Linked DNA regions of Mus musculus: region 2 is linked to region 1. The links are chromatin loops, found by intact Hi-C in ENCODE. Cell type or tissue: left cerebral cortex. All regions are shown on one strand.

Region 1 (8,000 bases):
TCTTCAACAAAATAATAGATGAAAACTTCCCAAACCTAAAGAAAGAGAAGCCCATGATCATACAAGAAGCCTACAGAACACCAAATAGACTGGACCAGAAAAGAAATTCCTCCCGACACATAATAATCAGAACAACAAATGCACTAAATAAAGATAGAATATTAAAAGCAGTAAGGGAGAAAGGTCAAGTAACATATAAAGGCAGGCCTATCAGAATTACACCAGATTTTTCACCAGAGACTATGAAAGCCAGAAGATCCTGGACAGATGCTATACAGACACTAAGGGAACACAAATGCCAGCCCAGGCTACTATACCCGGCCACATCTCAATTACCATAAATGGAGAAACCAAATTATTCCAAGACAAAACCAAATTCACACATTATCTTTCCACGAATCCAGCCCTTCAAAGAATAATAACAGAAAAAAAAAATACAAGGACGGAAATCACGCCCTAGAAAAAACAAGAAAGTAATTCCTCAACAAACCAAAAAGAAGACTGCCACAAGAACAGAATGCCAACTCTTAACAAGAAAAATAAAAGGAAGCAACAATTACTTTTCCTTAATATCTCTTAATATCAATGAACTCAATTCCCCAAAAAAAGACATAGATTAACAGACTAGCTACACAAACAGGACCCAACATTCTGCTGCTTACAGGAAACACATCTCAGGGAATAAGACAGACACTACCTCAGAGTGAAAGGCTGGAAAACAATTTTCCAAGCAAATGGTCAGAAGAAACAAGCTGGAGTAGCCATTCTGATATCGAATAAAATCGACTTCCAACCCAAAGTTATCAGGAGGGACACTTCATACTCATCAAAGATAAAATCCTCCAAGAGGAACTTGCATTTCTGAATATCTATGCTCCAAATGCAAGGGCAGCCACATTCATAAAAGACACTTTAGTAAAGCTCAAAGCACACATTGCACCTCACACAATAATAGTGGGAGACTTCAACACACCACTTTCATCAATGGACAGATCGTGGAAACAGAAACTAAACAGGGACACAGTGAAACTAACAGAAGTTATGAAACAAATGGACTTAACAGATATCTACAGAACATTTTATCCTAAAACAAAAGGATATACCTTCTTCTCAGAACCTCACGGGACCTTCTCCAAAATTGACCATATAATTGGTCACAAAACAGGCCTCAACAGATACAAAAATATTGAAATTGTCCCATGCATACTATCAGACCACATTGGATAAAGGCTGATCTTCAATAACAACATAAATAATAAAAAGCCAACATTCACGTGGAAACTGAATAACACTCTTCTCAATGATACCTTGGTCAAGGAAGGAATAAAGGAAGAAATTAAAGACTTTTTAGAGTTTAGTGAAAATGAAGCCACAACATACCCAAACCTATGGGACACAATGAAAGCATTTCTAAGAGGGAAACTCATAGCTCTGAGTGCCTCCAAAAAGAAACCAGAGAGAGCACACACTAGCAGCTTCACAACACACCTAAAAGCTCTAGGAAAAAAAAAGGAAGAAAATTCACCCAAGAGGAGTAGACAGCAGGAAATAATCAAACTCAGGGGTGAAATCAAGCAAGTGGAAACAAGAAGAACTATTCAAATAATTAACCAAACGAGGAGTTGGTTCTTTGAGAAAATCAACAAGATAGATAAACCCTTAGCTAGACTCACTAGAGGGCACAGGGACAACAACCTAATTAACAAAATCAGAAATGAAAAGGGAGACATAACAGCAGATCCTGAAGAAATCCAAAACACCATCAGTTCCTTCTACAAAAGGCTATACTCAACAAAACTGGAAAACCTGGTTGGAATGGACAAATTTTAGATAGATACCAGGTACAAAAGTTAAATCAGGATCAAGTTAACGATCTAAACAGTCCCATATCCCCTAAAGAAATACAAGCAGTCATTAATAGTATCCCACCCAAAAAAAGCCCAGGACCAGATGGGTTTAGTGCAGAGTTCTACCAGGCCTTCAAATAAGATCAAATTTCAGTACTGCACAAACTATTCCACAAAATAGAAGTAGAAGGAACTCTACCCAACTCATTCTACAAACCCACAATTACTCTTATACCTAAACCACAAAAAGGTCCAACAAAGATAGAGAACTTCAGACTATTTTCCCTTATTAATATTGATGCAAAAATGCTCAATAAAATTCTCGCTAACCGAATCCAAGAACACATTAAAGCAATCATCCATCCTGACCAAGTAGGTTTTATTCCAGGGATGCAGTGATGGTTTAATATACTGAAATCCATCAATGTAATCCAATATATAAACAAACCCAAAGACAAAAACCACATGATCATCTCGTTAGATGCGGAAAAAGCATTCGACAAGATCCAACACCCATTCGTGATAAAAGTCTTCGAAAGATCAGGAATTCAAGGCCCATACCTAAACATGATAAAAGCAATCTACAGCAAACCAGGAGCCAACATCAAAATAAATGGTGAGAAGCTTGAAGCAATCCCACTAAAATCAGGGACTAGACAAGGCAGTCCACTCTCTCCATACCTATTCAACATTGTACTTGAATTCCTAGCCAGAGCAATTTGACAACAAAAGGAGATCAAGGGGATACAAATTGGAAAAGATGAAGTCAAAATATCACTTTTTGCAGATGATATGATAGTATATATAAGTGACCCTAAAAATTCCACCTGAGAACTCCTAAACCTAATAAAAGCTTCAGTGAAGTAGCTGGATATAAAATTAACTCAAACAAGTCAATGGCCTTTCTCTACACAAAGAATAAACAGGCTGAGAAAGAAATTAGGGAAACAACACCCTTCTCAATAGTCACAAATAATATAAAATATCTTGGCGTGACTCTAACTAAGGAATTGAAAGATCTGTATAATAAAAACTTCAAGTCTCTGAAGAAAAAAATTAAAGAAGATCTCAGAAGATGGAAAGATCTCCCATGCTCATGGATTGGCAGGATCAACATTGTAAAAATGGCTATCTTGCCAAAAGCAATCTACAGATTCAATGCAATCCCCATCAAAATTCCAACTCAATTCTTCAATGATTTAGTATGAGAAATCTGCAAATTCATCTGGAATAACAAAAAGCCTAGGATAGCAAAAACTCTTCTCAAAGATAAAAGAACCTCTGGAGGAATCACCATGCCTGATCTAAAGCTTTACTACAGAGCAATTGTGATAAAAAACTGCATGGTACTGGTATACTGACAGACAAGTAGACCAATGGAATAGAAGTGAAGACCCAGAAATGAACCCACACACCTATGATCACTTGACCTTGACAAGGGAGCTAAAACCATCCAGTGGAGGAAAGACAGCATTTTCAACAATTGGTGCTGGCACTACTGGTTGTTATCATGTAGAAGAATGTGAATTGATCCATTCCTATCTCCTTGTACTAAGGTCAAATCTAAGTGGATCAAGGAACTTCACATAAAACCAGAGACACTGAAACTTATAGAGGAGAAAGTAGGGAAAAGCCTCGAAGATATGGGTACAGGGGAAAAATTCCTGAATAGAACAGCAATGGCTTGTGCTGTAAGATCAAGAATTGATAAATGAGACCTCATAAAATTGCAAAGCTTCTGCAAAGGAAAAGACACCGTCAATAAGACAAAAAGGCCACCAACAGATTGGAAAAGGATCTTTTCCTATCCCAAATCAGATAGGGGACTAATATCCAATATATATAAAGAATTCAAGAAGGTGGACTCCAGAAAATCAAATAACCCCATTAAAAAATGGGGCTCAGAGCTAAACAAAGAATTCTCACCTGAGGAATACCGAATGGCAGAGAAGCACCTAAAAAAATGTTCAACATCCTTAATCATCAGGGAAATGCAAATCAAAACAACACCTAGATTCCACTTCACTCCAGTCAGAATGGCTAAGATCAAAAACTCAGGTGACAGCAGATGTTGGCGAGGATGTGGAGAAAGGGGAACACTCCTCCATTTTTGGTGGGATTGCAAGCTTGTACAACCACTCTGGAAATCAGTCTGGCGGTTCCTCAGAAAATTGGACATAGTACTACTGGAGGATCCCGCAATACCTCTCCTGGGCATATATCCAGAAGATGTCCCAACCGGTAAGAAGAACACATGCTCCACTATGTTCATAGCAGCCTTGTTTATAATAGCCAGAAGCTGGAACGAACCCAGATGCCCCTCAACAAAGGAATGGATACAGAAAATGTGGTACATTTACAAAATGGAATACTACTCAGCTATTAAAAAAATGAATTTATGAAATTCCTAGGCAAATGGATGGACCTGGAGGGTATCATCCTGAGTGAAGTAACCCAATCACAAAGGAACTCACACAATATGTATTCACTGATAAGTGGATATTAGCCCAGAAACTTAGGATACCCAAGATATAAGATACAACTTGCCAAACACATGAAATTCAAGAAGAACGAAGACCAAAGTGTGGACACTTTACCCTTTCTTAGAATTGGGAACAAAACACCCATGGAAGAATTTACAGAGACAAAATTTGGAGCTGTGACGAAAGGATGGACCATCTAGTGATTACCATATGCAGGGATCCATCCCATAATCAGCTTCCAAATGCTGACACCATTGCATACACTAGCAAGATTTTGCTGAAAGGACCCAGATATAGCTCTCTCTTGTGAGACTATGCCGGGGCCTAGCAAACACAGAAGTGGATGATCACAGTCAGCTATTGGATGGGTCACACGGCCCCCAATGGAGGAGCTAGAGAAATTACCCAAGGAGCTAAAGGGAACTGCAACTCTATAGGTGGAACAACATTATGAACTAACCAGTACCCCGGAGCTCTTGACTGTAGCTGCATATGTATCAAAAGATGGCTTAGTCAGCCATCACTGGAAAGAGAGGCCCATTGGACTTGCAAACTTTATATGCCCAAGTACAGTGGAACGCCAGGGCCAAAAAAATGGGAATGGGTGGTTAGGGAAGTGGGGGGGGTTGTGGGGGGGACTTTTGGGATGGCATTGGAAATGTAATGTAATAACAAAAAAAGGAGTCCCTTCCTGGGATTTATGTTTGTACTTTTTCCATTTGTGTGTTCCAAGGGAGTCCAAGTCCTATATTTTCTTTTTTGCAAGATGTCATCTTTTTGAAGTGAACAAAATTTTAGTCAAGATCTCTAAAGAAATTAAGTGAGTAACATAAACTGATTTTTAACCAATTGGACCCACAATTAAAGCTCTCGATTTTGCCAACTTTCTCCTCAATGTGTGTGTGTGTGTGTGTGTGTGTGTGTGTGTGTGTGTGTGTGTGTGTGTGCAAGAGAGAGAATATTTAAGAATGAAATTAAGCCCATATCTATCACCTTCCACAAAACTAACTTCAAATAGATCAAAGACTGAAAACTGAAAAACTGAAACTTCTACAGCAAAGCAAAGGCAGTACTCTAAGTGATATAAGTGTAGAAAGGACTTCTGAATAAGACTTCAGTTGTCCAAAAGTTAAAGTCAGCTATTAACTAGTGAAACATCATGAAATTAAAAATTCCCAAGATTGCTAAAGATAACATAGTCAGGATGAGAAGAAACCCACAGAGAAGGAGAGAATTTTTGCCAGGTAAATGTCTAACAGAGGACTAAAATCCAGAACAAAGCGCTCAATAAAAAAAAAAAAAAAAAAAAAAAAAAAGTAAAAGAATATAACAAACAAACCCAAATAGCTCATTCCAAAAATTGGCTTGTTATCTGAAGCGTCCTCAAAACTAGAGATAACAATGGGTAAGAGATATCTTTAAGCTTTATTCCCAGAGATTAGAAAAATGTAAGTTAAAAACAACTTTGAGATTTCATCTTGCCCCAGTTAGAGTGGCAAAGATCAAGGAAACAACTAACCTCAAATGATATGGGGAAAGGGGACCCTCATCCACTGGTGGGAGGGTTGGAAACTAGTCTAGGCACTCTGTAAATCAATGTGGAAAACCACATAAAACTATGAAATAAATCTATCATAATCTATCATATGACCCTGCCATTACATTCTTTCCATAAGCCTAAAGGAATCTACCAACCCCCTGTTCCACATAAAGTTCATTGAAAACAACCAAAATGTACTTTAACAGACAAATGGATAATTTTGCCCATAGACACTATGAAATATTATTATTATTCAGTCATAAAAAATAATATTTGAAGGTAATTGAAGGAACTAGTAAAGGTCATATTGAGTGAGGTAACCCACAACCAGAAAGACAAACAGCACATATTCTCTCATCAGAAACTCCTAGTTCCAAATCCACATTCAAGTATATAACCTAGAGTAACTGAAGAAACTATGAAGGTAAAAATCGGATGGCTGGAGATATGGCTTAGTGGTTAAGAACACTAAGAGAACTAACAGGTCTTGTAGAGGTCCTAAGTTCAATTCCCAGCAAACACAACCATCTATGATGTAATTCTTTGCCCTTTTCTGATATGCAGGCTTACATGCAAATATAACACTCAAACAATTAAATAAATACATCTCTGGGAAAAGGAAACAATAGGTAGGAGAAGTTAAGTGATTCAAGGTGAAAATTAGGTATTTTAACTAGGTGTAGAGTGAGAAATATAGAAGGAAAACAGAGAAGAAAATAACAGAAAGGGTGTCTGGAAAAGTCCTAAGAAGGCATGTTTAACTACCTATAAAACCTATATGTCTGTACTTGTGTGTGTGTGTGTGTGTGTGTGTATGTGTGTGTGTGTGTGTGTGTGTGTATTAATATATATTAGTTTAAATTAAATTTTCTTTTTTATTTTTTAAATAATTATTATATATTTTCTTTATTTACATTTTAAATGTTATCCCCTTTCCTAGTTTCCATTCAGAAAATCCCCTATCCCCTCCCCCTCCCCCTGCTCCCCAACCAACCCACTCCCATTCCTCATCCTGTCATTTCACTACACTGGGGCATAGAACCTTCACAGGACTGAGGGCCTCTCCTCCCATTGATGACAGACTAGGCCATCCTCTGCTACATATATAGCTAGAGCCAGAAGTTCCACCATGTGTTTTCTTTGATTGGTGGTTTACTTCCAAGGAGCTCTGGGGGTACTGATTAGTTTATACTGAAGTTCCTCCTATGGTGCTTCAAACACTTCAGCTCCTTGAGTACTTTCTCTAGCTCCTTCATTGGGAACCCTGTGCTCCATCCAATGGATGATTGTAACCATCCACTTCTGTATTTCCCAGGCACTGGCAGAGCCCTTCAGGAGACAGCTATATCAGGCTCCTGTCAGCAAGCACTTATTGGCATCTGCCATAGTGTCTGGGTTTGGTGGTTGTTTATGGGATGGATCCCCAAGTGGGGCAGTTTCAGGATGGTTGTTCCTTCAGTCTATGCTCTGAACTGTGTCTATTTAACATCTTCCATGGATATTTGGTTCCCCCCTTCTAAGAAGAATTCTGAGCTTCTGGGCTAATATCCACTTATCAGTGAGAGCATATCATATGTGCTCTTTTGAGAAAAGGAAAGAAAGAAGGCACTGGCACAGACAACACTCACATGGGATGAAGCAGAAATGTCTGCACCACCTTTTATTATTACTTTCAGCTTTTTATGTTTCTAGACAAAAAGTCCTCTATGTAAGAAAGAATTATCTCATAGCTAAAATGTTACACAGAGGACTTAACAGAACAATATCAAAAATCAAGAATCAATAACAAGTTCAAGGCAGGGTTTCATTCTATAACCTCATTATAAATTCAAAGCAAGAGTTTTTTGCATGGCCTTGCCTTATCATAGTGCACACCTGTGACTATATACTTGGAGAGGAATGTTTTTTCCTTGAACACAAATTTGTCCCAAGCCTATATCACTTTTTAGTTTTAATTTATGAAAGCTCGTTGTATTTCTTATTATGCAGTGTTTACTTACTCTTTTAAGAGGAATGGGCACATTTTACTCTTGATTCTAACTGTATATATTTCTGGCAAAACAACTAAAACCATCTCTCACAACTAACTTCCTAAAATTATTTGAATCAATTCTGGAATACTATAAAATC
Region 2 (8,000 bases), 100 kb after region 1:
TGAGACCAGCTCTCTCCTGGTGGGTCCTGTATACAGAGGGCTGTGGAAGAGCATTAGCTTCAGGGTGCAGATGGCAATGGGAAGGCTTAATCAGCTATTAAAAACAACTACTTGATGAAATTAGCAGAAAAGTGGATGAATCTAGAAAATATCATCCTGAGTGAGGTAAATCACTAACAAAAGAACACACATGGTACATACTCACTGATGAGTAGATATTAGGCAAAGAGCATGGAATAGACTCACAGACCACAGGAAAATCAAGAAGAAGAAAGACCAAAGAATGGTTGCCTCAGTCCTACTTAGAAGGGGGGACAAAATAATAAAGGGAAGGAGAGGTTGGGAGGGAATTGAGAGAAAGAGAAGATGGGGAGGGGGGATAGAGGTGAAGAATCAGGTATGGGAAGAAATTGAGGAGATGTACAGAGAGACAGAAGATTGAACAGAGTTATATAGCAATAGGGGAGAGGAGAGTGGGTGTAGCAACCAAAAGGTTCTAGATGCCAGGAAAGTAAGAGGTTCCAGGACTTCACAGGGATGACATTAACTGAAATACCCTACAAAGGGGAGGGAGAACCTGTCAAAACCATATCTAGAGGTTAGGCATGCCCCCCCTAGTTGAGGGATGGGGCCACCCACCCATATAAAAATTTTTAACCCGGAATTGTTCCTGTCTAATGGAAATACAGGGACAAGAGTACAGCAGGGATTGAAGGAAAGGATATCCAGAGACTACCCAACCTGGGGATCCATCCCACATGCAAACACCAAACCCAAGCACTATTGCTGATGCCAGGAAGTTCTTGCTGACAGGAGACTGACACAGCTGTCTCCTCAGAGGCTCTGCCAGATCCTGACAAATACAGATGTGGATGCTCACAGCCGACCATCCAAATGAGCATATCGACTGTAATGGAGGAGTTAGGGAAAAGACTGAAGGAGCTGAAGGGGTCTTACCTGGCATAATGGGAGGGGAGACCTTTGGACCTGTGAAAACTTAATGCCCCACTGTAGAGGAATGCTAAGGCAGTGAGGCAGGAGTGGGTAGGTTGTTGGAGGAACACCCTCAAAGCAGGGTAAGGGGAGAATGGGATAGAGGGTTTAGAGAGGGGAAACCTGGAAAGTAGATAACGTTTGAAATGTAAATAAAATAAAATATCAATTTAAAAAAAAGAACTTAGCTGGTGCTACTCAAAAGAAGAAATAGAAATAGCAAGTAAATATTTTTTTAAAAGAGTTAAACTTTCTTATCTATCAAGGAAGTAAAAATTAAAACTACTTTGAGGTTTAATTTAAAAAAAACAAAACAAACAAAAAACAAAAAAAAAACCAACAAAAAAAAAGCAAGAATTGAACCATGACTCTGTGTTAAGCCCTATAGAATTCTTAAGCCTGACATGTACAAATATATGAGCCAAGTGTTATTCCACCATCAGGATTTAAGGACAGAAGATTTCCTTTCATGGTGAGAGGGCCGTTCTGCTGCACTGAAGGAAAAGTACCAATATAAATGAATAGAAAGCTAAGTTAGAAGTTAATTTTAAAAAGAGAGAGAGAGAGAGAGAGAAAAGATGTTATAAATAATAATATGTATTAGCAGGACTATGAGCAAAAATAGATGAAAATGTGGGTTTGGAGCTGGGCAGAAGATTTGGTCATCTGTGTAACCCAACTTATGTGTCCTAGAGAGCTGCAATCTCAAGATCCTCCTGTCTCAGCTTGTTACATGTTTGGAATACTAGAGTGCATCTTCATACCTAGCAGAAGTGCAGTTCTTGATGCTATATACAAGGCAAGGCAAGAGCATCAAGAGCTATGGGGGCAGCTCATAGAATCAGTAGAATAACATCAGAAATATTTATTATTGTCTTCCACCAACAATAACCAGCCTTAAGGTAATAATTATAAGATATGGGGATATTTAAAATGTATGGCCCTTGGCATGGATAATATATATTGCATAATATAGAGGTAGTTTTTATTCTGGGCATAAATGAGAAATATCGCCCAACTTCCCACGTTATAACAGGTCAACATTCTAATTTTGAATACAAAAATCAACTAAAATTAAGCATACCTCAAAAAGGAAGGTAAAATATGAAGAAGAACTTAATATCATGGATTGTGTGTTTGTTTTGCCCTGTTTATCTCATCTTTGAACTGTAGCTGATTCAGTACAGTGAATGTGCATAATGAAACAAAAGGATCCATCTCTAGATTGCAGAGACCTGAAAAAAGGAATAGTGTGCGTAAGCTAAAGACGAGAAAATTGCCAATCTTTCCTTCATCCTCCCTCTTAGATCACTCCTTTCTTTCTCATTCTTTCTCCTTTCCTCTTCACTGGTCCTTCTTTTCCTCTTCTTCCTTCTTGCCTTCCTCCTTTCTTCCTATTCTTCAGATTTAAGTGCTTCTTACTGTTCCTTCTTATCATAAGTTGTAAGTATCATAACGATGCTTACAACTTTATTTTGTTGCTTAATTAAAATACTACAGTGTCACATCACATCTTAAAATCTTGCTAGGAATCCATCCTTCTGACTAATTAAACCTAGAAAGGAGGCAGCAATCTGAGGATATGAAGAAATATTCACTTCTTTTTCTATTTATCTGTTCATCTATCTGTCTATCTTACAAATTCTTGGGAAAAGAATAGTGAATTATATTCATTAGCTTTTTATCGCCATGACAAAACAAAAGATATCTCTCTTTTAATAATCTTGGATGTTTTCAAAAATGAAGTATCTGGACACATCTTCTTTACATGTTTCTTTTCTTCATTTTTGAACTCCTACATTTCTTGCAGTATTATTTCTGTTCAGTAAAAAAGCATTCCTCTCACTGGTTTACCTGAAGACAATCGGCTGACAGGGTTGCTCTGTGGGCAAAGTGCTTATCACATAGATGTGAGGACCTGGCTCACATCCCAGGTACCCACAAAAAGTCATATGTAGCACCAGCATGGACTGTATTTCGAGTAATGTTGTGGCAAGATGATAGATGAAAGGAAACAAGAGAATCCCCACAAGAGTCTAGCCTAAAAAGCATTTCATCTGTTCCTTGCTTCAGATCTACACTCAAACTTGTCTTCTGATCTTGACCAACATACCATGGCCAGAGAAGTTGCCTTCAAATATGAACATGAACAAATATACAAGCATAAAAAGACACATCATACACACAATTCTAAAACATGGATCTAAAAAAATAAGGTAGCATGCCAAGAATTATGTTACTTTTCTTCATTGAATCATTTTTCTCTATTCCCTTTCAGATAATGCTTTAATTTGAGTGTGTAAAAATTGAGAGATAAAGTTCTTGAAATAACTTACATTCTCTATATAATTCAGCCACAAAGCACTACCCTGCCTCACACCTCAAAAAGGCTAGAGGGTAAATATTTAATAGAGTAGACTACAAGGAAAACCTGGGTGGTGTGGTACAAACTTTTAATGCCAGCACTCAAGAGGCAGATACAAGAGGATCTGGTCTACAGTGTGAGCTACAGGACAACCAAGAATAGATAGAGAAATCGTGTCTCAAAAAAGACCTGTATTTAGAAGGGTCCTTTAAGACACATGTGATGCTCTAGTACGTTTTCTGCTGAAACCAACTCCCTGTGGGTGAAAGAGGAGCAGGTGCCCTTTGACCAACAGTATACACTCTGCTGAGCTGATTTGCATATGGAGTCATTATACAACATCCCAGAATTCTTTAAGGGCAGCTGCCAGGAAGCTAAGAAGCATCCTCTCTTCTAGCTCTCAGAGATGGAGACAGACACACTCCTGCTATGGGTGCTGCTGCTCTGGGTTCCAGGTGAGGGTACAGATAAGTGTTATGAGCAACCTCTGTGGCCATTATGATGCTCCATGCCTCTCTGTTCTTGATCACTATAATTAGGGCATTTGTCACTGGTTTTAAGTTTCCCCAGTCCCCTGAATTTTCCATTTTCTCAGAGTGATGTCCAAAATTATTCTTAAAAATTTAAATGAAAAGGTCCTCTGCTGTGAAGGCTTTTAAAGATATATAAAAATAATCTTTGTGTTTATCATTCCAGGTTCCACTGGTGACATTGTGCTGACACAGTCTCCTGCTTCCTTAGCTGTATCTCTGGGGCAGAGGGCCACCATCTCATGCAGGGCCAGCCAAAGTGTCAGTACATCTAGCTATAGTTATATGCACTGGTACCAACAGAAACCAGGACAGCCACCCAAACTCCTCATCAAGTATGCATCCAACCTAGAATCTGGGGTCCCTGCCAGGTTCAGTGGCAGTGGGTCTGGGACAGACTTCACCCTCAACATCCATCCTGTGGAGGAGGAGGATACTGCAACATATTACTGTCAGCACAGTTGGGAGATTCCTCCCACAGTGCTCCAGGGCTGAACAAAAACCTCCTGGGGTTGCAGCTCACTGAGGCTCAGTCTCTCAGTTCTCTCTTACTCTCTAACATCTCAAAACAGAGCTATAGGCTTGTTTGGAAAAATATCTCAAACAATGATACAAGTCTTATGAACAGATATGTATGTGTGTCCCATCCTTCATGCTTTCTAATTTAATTATTTCCCAACAAAATATATGATTGTTTTAAATGTTTTTGTCATTTAAATTTTTATTAACACATATTTATGTTTGGATAATTTTCCCTCTCCCCTTACTCTCTGACCACATTTCTGTCTATTCCCAACATCCTCAGCATCCTCCATTGACTTTCCAGTCACTGAGGATTTACTGTCTCTTATTTATAATTCTGCAGATAGAAAGGGTTAAGAAATACAAATTATATCACTGAAAAATAGTGTTAATCTAAGATACTTACTGTGTTATGTTTGTGTGTGTATGTTTGTGTGTGTGTGTGTATGTGTATGTGGGAGTGTGTTTGTGTATGGTGTGGGAGTGTGTGTGTGTGTGTGTGTGTGTGTGTGTGTGTGTGTGTGTGTGTGTGTATGTGTCTATGAAAGGATAACCTGAAGAATTTAGTTCTTTCTTTCCACCAGGTCCAGTCTGGGAACCACACTCACGTCATCAGTCTTCTGTGAGCGTGCTTCCTGGGACAGGGTGAGCAACGGAGCAACCGTGCCAGCCTTGGGTACTATTTCTTTTCCTTTAATCATTTATTTTCATTTTAAATTGTGTATATGGGGGAGGGGTGCAAGTGTGAGTGCTCATAGAAGTCAGAAGAGGGCATCAGATACCAGGGAGCCTGAGATACAGGAGGTTTTGAGGTAGTTGATGTGAGCTGGAAAACAAACTGGGGAATTCTGCAAGAACAAGTAGTGCTCTGAACTGCTAACTCATTTATTCACCTCTGATCTGCCATCTATAAGGTACTCCTTTAGATTTAGTAACCCCTTTTTCCCTAAAGCAATGGAAGACTTGATGGAAGCATAGTTGTCCTTCATTTAAGTTAAAAAGAGCATTGAGTAGTCAAGTTTGTCAGTTAATCTTTAAGATACAGGCTGACATTCTCATGCCAGTGTGTTTATTCTCCAATTGCATTTATTTGCTTGCCCTCACAAACAGCCTACTATAGTTTCTTAGAAACATAGGCTATGCTACAGTTATTTCCTTAATTTGTTCCACTATCTCTGTGTCCATCTCCAAATTAAGTTTTAATATCAGATTTATTGATTTTCCTTTTCTCTTGATCAAATATTTTTCATTTTTAAGTTTCTATATTTGTGTTCAATGTCTTCCTACCCTTTTCTTTTGTTCTTTTCTATCTTTCTTTCTTTCTTTGTCTTTTGTGTATGGTGTATGAAATATGTGAGTGAATATAACAAAGAACAACACGGTGTTGGTCCTCAAATTCCACATTGTTTGAGATAAGGTGTCATCAGGGAACATTCCATACATGGTATCCAGGGGAAGAGAGGACTTAATGGATACCTTCCTTCTCTTTGCAGTGATGCAATGAGCTCTCATCAACTTGGACCTTTCTAAAGTGCTAAATAGTCCTTGGATCTATATCCCTAATGGAGAAGTGCTTTTTTCCTATACTATCGTTTTCTGTGCGAATAGACTAGAAAAGAGAGAAAATGGCCTCCTAAGAGAAGTACTAATTATAATACTACCATCCAACTAGAACGATCCAGCCATGAGCTGGAAAATGATCTCAGACCCCCTCTATGTAAATATGTTTTGCTTTCCTGGGAGAGTTAATTCTCTATGGACAGTCACTGTTACATGGAATCTACCCTTCTAGCCTCCTCCAGTACTGCATCTGTGCTGCTCAATGCTTCTCTGAGAGAAGCATATGTGGGATCTTCTGTTTGCCCCCTGCAAGTGACCCAGCCCACTATCTCCAGGTTCATTCTGAGGGTCACCTCCTCTAATCAACCACCTACAAGTGGTCCTCAACTCCTTTACTTTCCACTTCAGGGAAATGTCAAGTGAACTTTTGCTCTCCAGAATGTAAATCCCCTTAAATTTCAAAACTTAAATCGAATTAAATCTGATTTAGAGATTTTCAGTTGACCCTGACCAATATACTGAAGCTTTCCAAAACCGCACCCTGTTAATGAATATAAACTACAAGAAGATAATGTTAGTCCTATGTCAGACAAATATAAGTCCAGGAAAACAAGTAGTTTCTAGGATGCTTAATCTCATGCTGATGACCTTCTTGTATCCTATGGTCCAGCTTGCCAGTTCTTTTGTGAAGGGGAAAGAGAACCCACAGTAAAGGAGGTCAGTTCCTCAGAAATCCTTTAATGGGTCCATGACAGTATTTTCTTGGAACAGCAAGATAAATATTTTCAAGCTTATATTCTAAAGGGATTAACAAGGGCCAAGATCAAATCTAATCTACCCCAAATTGTTTTCTAAAGGTCGAAGCCTTGGGCGAAAACACTCTGGCTTCTTTAAAAAACACAGAGGCACATTAATGCACCACTCATCTCTCTCTATGGAGTCTGTAAAAGGGAAACTAATTTAAACAAATACATTTATAAACAAATAAACCCAGATATTAGAAGGAAGGTATATGAACTAGCCCTTGGACTAATACATACCTTAAATAATCTCCTGAAGACTGACATTTCAGTCTTTTATAATGGATCTCTGAAGAATGCACAACAAAAAAGAACAGAATAAGGTGACAGCCTGGCAGTGACCTCACAATCATGAAGGCCTAAGGATTTCTAAATAGCCTTACAGATTACCTGCTATATTTGATGACAGTCAAGAAATTAAAAGAAAGAGTGCCCTTGCAAGCAAAGGAAACTGCCATTACCCATGCACTGTGATAGAGGGAACACTCGAACTAGACTATCTTTGGTAGCAGAATTTTCTGCATCATGACCCCTCCCCACAAATGATCCAACAGCACTGTTAATTTCTTAAGCTGTGAGCTCTCGGTGCTTAGACACCGTGATCATCCAGGAGCTGCATATGATTCTGAGCACTGAGGGGAAGGAGGTGAACCTCCTTCTAAATTCTGAAACTGGGTATTCAATTATTTTTCATAATCTGGTTCTCAACTCCTCTCTTAGTATACCATGAGTCATCACAGAAAAGCTTTTACTTTCATATATCTCCCAACCTCTGTTCTTCATAGTAAAACATTTACTCTTCTATCATAACTACTTAATGAAACCAAGCATGACAGCTCCTCTGCTAGAAAGAGACATTCTGGCCAAAATCCATCCCACTAGTCTTGTGGATGCATAGCAGGCTATTTGCTTGTCCCTCGTTGAAGAACTAATAATCCAGGTCTTTCAATGACACAGAGAAAAAATTTCCAATGCCTCCATTAACATCCCAGTCAATGTTCATCTCAAGAACCCCATTTCATTCCCTCATCAAAGACAGTATGCTCTAAAATTGTAATCTTAGAAGGAATGAGAAATCAAAATAGATGACTTGAAGTCACAGAGTCTCAAAGTTCCTGTAACATCCCAATGCTGGAGTTCAAAAGACTAAAGAATAGTGGAGATTAGTAAGGGCCTCCTCCTCATTAGCTAGGCCATAGTTCCTACCTACCTGGGAGCCCCCAACTCCTT

Evidence for each region. Hi-C counts contacts between places; a loop is a spot of excess contacts. Peaks named below come from ENCODE experiments on the same cell type or tissue, not always from the same donor. Only the 100,000 strongest peaks of a DNase experiment are listed, where the experiment ranks them.
Region 2: it touches region 1 in a loop (2.5-fold over the local background); 10 of 42 quality-filtered maps call a loop at or near these places.

What each region holds. Positions count from the first base shown.
Region 1 is chr6:70,501,424-70,509,423 of GRCm38, forward strand. It overlaps Igk. Among named protein-coding and RNA genes, the nearest start is that of Gm46961, 210 kb to the right of the region's middle. In left cerebral cortex, no CTCF peak of the experiment used is centred here; no DNase peak of the experiment used is centred here.
Region 2 is chr6:70,603,673-70,611,672 of GRCm38, forward strand. It overlaps Igk and Igkv3-7. Among named protein-coding and RNA genes, the nearest start is that of Gm46961, 110 kb to the right of the region's middle. In left cerebral cortex, no CTCF peak of the experiment used is centred here; a DNase peak (open chromatin) is centred at 4,277.